Regions from separate parts of the Homo sapiens genome. Here region 1 is linked to region 2. Evidence: read pairs that join two places in POLR2A ChIA-PET (ENCODE). Cell type or tissue: PC-9. All regions are shown on one strand.

What was found. Peaks named below come from ENCODE experiments on the same cell type or tissue, not always from the same donor. Only the 100,000 strongest peaks of a DNase experiment are listed, where the experiment ranks them.
Region 1: POLR2A ChIA-PET joins it to region 2 with 7 read pairs; 1 of 35 experiments calls an interaction of 5 or more read pairs at or near these places.

The regions. Positions count from the first base shown.
Region 1 is chr2:235,500,080-235,502,579 of GRCh38, reverse strand. The region is part of intron 1 of AGAP1 (ArfGAP with GTPase domain, ankyrin repeat and PH domain 1); the gene reads right to left. Among named protein-coding and RNA genes, the nearest start is that of AGAP1-IT1, 4.4 kb to the left of the region's middle. RefSeq lists an enhancer at 1,509-2,114. In PC-9, no CTCF peak of the experiment used is centred here; DNase peaks (open chromatin) are centred at 1,049 and 1,509; H3K4me3 peaks cover 1,158 bases; H3K27ac peaks cover 1,510 bases.
Region 2 is chr2:235,401,346-235,403,845 of GRCh38, reverse strand. No RefSeq gene overlaps it. Among named protein-coding and RNA genes, the nearest start is that of AGAP1, 91 kb to the left of the region's middle. In PC-9, no CTCF peak of the experiment used is centred here; a DNase peak (open chromatin) is centred at 1,205; H3K27ac peaks cover 647 bases.

The DNA of each region.
Region 1 (2,500 bases), 99 kb before region 2:
AAAGACAATCCCCATCAAACAGCGGGAGAAGTGTGAAATTTGCAAATGAGCCCCTGGTTAAACAAAAACACCAATCTGTTCCCAGAGAGCTCAGGGTGGCCACCTGTTTGGGACTGGTGGCAAGTTCTGGTTACCAATGGAAGAAACAATACTGGAGCAAGCAGTGGCAGCCCCCTCTCGGGCCCTGGTCCCCACCCTCGAGCCTATATTTAGTCTGCTCTTTACGGAAAATGTCCCAACCTCGCACACAAACAAGCTATCTGGCTGGTTACTCAAAGAATCCATTAACGATCTCTTCTGCAGGGGGTGGTATTTGTTTTCCTTCCCTCCCCAGGCCCCAGACACAAGCACGATACCCACTTCTGGCCATGGTCTCTTGTGACCAGAAAAGCCCTGGAAGATAGAGGGACTGGACCCCACGGACAATACCAACCCTGCCTCTGATGGGTCATCACTGCATCTTGGGAAAGACAGCCCACACTATGAAAAGGGACCCCCAAATCCCCCTCAGCCCCTCAGAAGCACAGAGCTTCCAGAAGGCCAGGGCTCACCGCAGCACACACAAAGCACTTGTACCCCTGAATAAAAATAACAGATGCTGCAAAGATTAGAGATTAACATCTGTAGAGTGCATTTTGTTTCTCGGAGAAAGGTACTTAACAAAGGGAAGGAATTATGTAGCTAAGCACCAGATCAGAACCTCAAACCCTGGATTTTAAAAATAGCTAAGCCTCATCCGCTTTGCCAGACTCAATCACTTAAGCTAAGGACGTGAAGGCTGGAGGATTGGGATGGGGGCGGGGAGGGGGACACAGGTTTGCTAGAGTGTAGAGAAACATAAGACGAAACGAAATCAGTGGTTAAAACAAGCCAGAGTGAGACTCACAAACTATAAACACCTGCAGGGTATACAGGGGGAAAAACGGATGCAAAATAAGGGATTTTCGTCTTAACAAAATAAAACGCCTGGTTTAGGCAAAAAACAAGAGGTGGTAGCAACAGGGCTGCAGGTTTTGTTTTGAAGGTTCCTGCAGCTGCCCCCACTGCTTCTCTCCCTTATGAGTCACTTCCTTCAGGCTCCTCCAACAGCTCTTTTAAGCTACTAGTAACATCTAGCTCCTGTCTTTTACAGAAACGCGCTTTCAGCTTGGAAATATTGGTAACAAAATGTGTCATCTGCCAAATTATCATATAATAAGTGAATACTGAAGAACCCAATCTAAATATACATAAGACTACATTAAAAAGCAACAATCTCCGAAAGACAAGAAGGAAAATCCGCAAAACCACAGAATGAGTCTAGAAGGAAATGGACATCAGCTGCCTCTACCTCCTAACCAGATTCTCTTGGCAATGTCCATCCGACATGCCACCGTGTCGCAGAAACGCAGCCCACTGACAGATGCCCCTGACAGCAATAACTGAGAATGGCCCCACATGGCAGGTGCACCTGAATGTATGTTCGGGGTTCTGAGCTAAGGAATCCGGGAGTGGCCAACCCAGAGATTCATTCCTTATCTATGAGGAACATCTAAACCCCCAGCCTGTCCCATGGAAAGCAGGCCATACAGGGTATTGAGGCTCTTTGATTGGTGTTAAGGTTGCTGGGTGGTGGTTGTTTGGGGGAGGGTGTTAAGCGAAAATGCTATATAAACTGCACGCTTTCTGAAAGCAAGCAGCAGCGCTTCTCCTGCCCAGGCCGCCATGGGACCACTCTGTAAATAAATTCCCCTAATAAACCCTCTGTCTTTTGTTTGCTGGCTCTAGGTCTCCTCTCCAGTCTCTTGAACCCGGTGCCATCCCTAATGAAATTTAAAGGGGTCTGGCACGACAGGCCCCTCACCCAGCATTCAGCTGCTTTTCAAACAGCATCATGAAGATCACATGAACACCAGCTTGAAACCATTCAGATCTGGTTTAAGTCCCTCGTCCACCACACTTAGCCTGCGTGACCACAAGCAACTCCCTGAGCAGCTGGCCTTAGGTGTCTTCACCTGAAACCTGCAGGGCAGGCTGATAGGAAACCTTCTCAGCTGGCTACAAGCACAGCAAGGAAGAAGAAACAACGGCCCAGAGATGATACCAAGTCAACTGGAGCTGCCTTTCCTTTACAGCTATGCTTCCAGAAGTGCGGTCCCTGGACCAGGGCATCCGCATCCTCAGGACACTTCTTAGAGAGGCACATTCGTGCGTCCTGCTCCAAACCCACAGAACTAGAAACTCGGGAGGTATGGGAGGGGCCGGCAATCTGTTTCCATCAGCCCTCAATGTGACCTGACACACACTCACGTTTGCTCTCGGTGTGACGCCAAAGATACTATATCATGGCAGTGACACAGGCTGTCACCCATTTGTCCTCTTAATATTGATTCTATGTCTGAAATTCACTTACACCCAACATAAACACCAACCTGTTGTAGACAGCTGATCTGAAAAAGCTGCCAAGATTTAGCAAGCAAATCTTTTGCTTCCCCTACCTACAGTAAAGAAAATTTCACTT
Region 2 (2,500 bases):
GATATGAATACCAGGGCCCAGATGTGAAATTAAAATCCTATTTATTCTCTTCCATACCAGGGATTTACAAACTCTTCAATAAGAGTAGGGCTGTTCTTCTATATTATGTTTTCTATATTACAATTTGCACTACAAGACTTTCTCTAAAGATTTTGCTTTATGGTCTCTGGCCCTCTGCTGTGTCCCCTGAGGACTTTCCGTAGTATTGAGCCCGGGCAACACTTCCTAAGGCCAGACTTTACAATTGCAGGGCATCCTTTTCCAAAGGTGTTTGCACCAAGGAGAGTTTCAAACTTCGATTGCTTTTAAGATCTAAAGGAAATGAACCTCAGGTGTGGTAATGTTCCAGGTCTGAGACAGGTGTTACTATAGGGACGGGGCTTCAGATCTTTTGCTTCCTGGAGAGTTGGTCACATTGTAGTCACCTGAAGCCTATTTTTCCTTTTAGCCTTAGTTGCATCCATTTAGACTCTCATTAAGGTTTAAAAAGCAGCTTTATTATTTTCAGGTACAGAGGATTCCAGCTCAGCTTATTGCCATGATAGCTACTGAGTGACCATGTCATCTTGGCCTTTATGTTAATTCATTTTGGTCTTTATACCACACACTCCAACACTGCTCACTGGGTTGGGCAAACTTATTCACAGTCTTTCCACAGTCTGTCCTTTTGTCAGTCTCCTTAAATTCAGTATAAAGGAAATATTTATTGTCTAGGAAAGAAAGGAAAAAAACAACAATAACAAAACAACCCAGAATTCAGGAATTGTGGTAGTCACTTCCTTAAAAGAAAAGGGAAACTGTCTTCTATTTTTGACACCTAAAAAAAGTTTTGTCACATATTGCCCATGAAAGTAACTTAAACTCCATTAAAAAACCCCAAAAACCAACCAAAAGCACCACCTCCCCAACCTCGTTTAACAGTATCTATTGGGAGGTTTTCTTTGGGGCAGGGTGCGAGGGTGAGAACAGAGTAGTATCGACCAGGAAGTTTTATTTTTCTTTACTTGTGTATTGCTTGAATTTTCTAAAGCGAGTTTGTATTACTTCTGTGATCAGGAAAAGCAATAAAGAGAAATTATTTCCTTGAGGGTAAAAATGTTGGTAAGGAATAAGTGTGCCTTTAGAAAACAATTTCTGGAAAGCCTTATGCAATTGCAGGTAAGCTTCTGTTGCTAGGGGGTTGCTAAGGAACATCAAGTTCCTAATAGAATCCTGAGCAGTGATCAATGGCTGCAAGAAAATGTCACATTCCTTTAATGGGCAGGAGAACATTCTTTCCTTTTGATTGAAAGGGATCCAGGCAAAGTTCAGGGTTACCATACAAGGAGGCTACTTTTGCTTTTGGAAAGCCAGTGAGAGGGGTTAGGGCCAATGGAGGTGGGAAATAGACCAGATACCCCGTGGAAGACCTGAGGCATGGAGTTTGGCATGACACAGACACATCACGTATTTCTAAATCTCACTACTGTCCTGAAAGTTAAACAATCATGATGCCATAGGCAGATAAAGAAGCTCAGAAGTAATGTGTTTGCCCAGATCCTATAGTTATTAATTACAAGCCTGGGACTGAAACCCAAGTCTGTCTGGTGCCAAAGATTATGTTTTTTTCACTGTGCTAGTCCTCGTCTGAGAGAAATGGAGAATCATTGGGGGATGACTTCTGATAAAAATGGCCAACGAAAGCTGTTGCAGAAATGAACTGAAATATTCACACTCAGCAAGTGTTACCTTTTTGTCATTAATCGGTTCTGGCATCTCAAAGCCAGGTTTAGCCTTGGAGCATTGGATTCAGGAAAGGATTAACTGTTGCAAATTATAGAGATGTATTTGAATCTACATCTCTGCATAATAGGATTGGAATAAGTTCATGAGAGTTAAGAAGTACTGATAAATGTATCAAATTAAAATTAGACATTTAAGTAATTTCAGTCACTGCTGGAGAAGGAGAAAGTTGTAGGCTGTTTTAAATGTGGGTGATTTTTTTCCCATTCCTTCTAATGGCTTCGGGAATTGGGTTAGTGACAAGGATCTGGGTCAAAGTCTACTCTTTACTTCAAATCCCCATTTTCTGCAAAGGCTTGGCTTGCCTGACAAGGACACCAATCAAGAGTCTGAGGACAGGGAATTGTATTGGAGAGGGGAGGGATTCTCCCTAAAGGCAACACTGGAAAAAGCCAAGATTCAAATGATGGGAGGATCACATGTTTAAACTCTATGCATAAATGTTGACGGACTATATTGAAATATCAAATCTAGGTGTGGTGACTCATACCTGTAATCCCAACACTCTGAGAGACTGAGGCAGGAGGATGGCTTGAGCCCAGGAATTTGAGAACAGTCTAGGAAATACAGTGAGACTCTGTCTCTACAAAAAAAATTAAACATAAAAAAATTAGCCAGGTGTGGTGGCACACACCTATAGTCCTAGTGTATTAGTCCATTCTTGCATTGCTGTAAATAACTACCTGAGACTGGATAATTTGTAAAGAAAAGAGGTTTA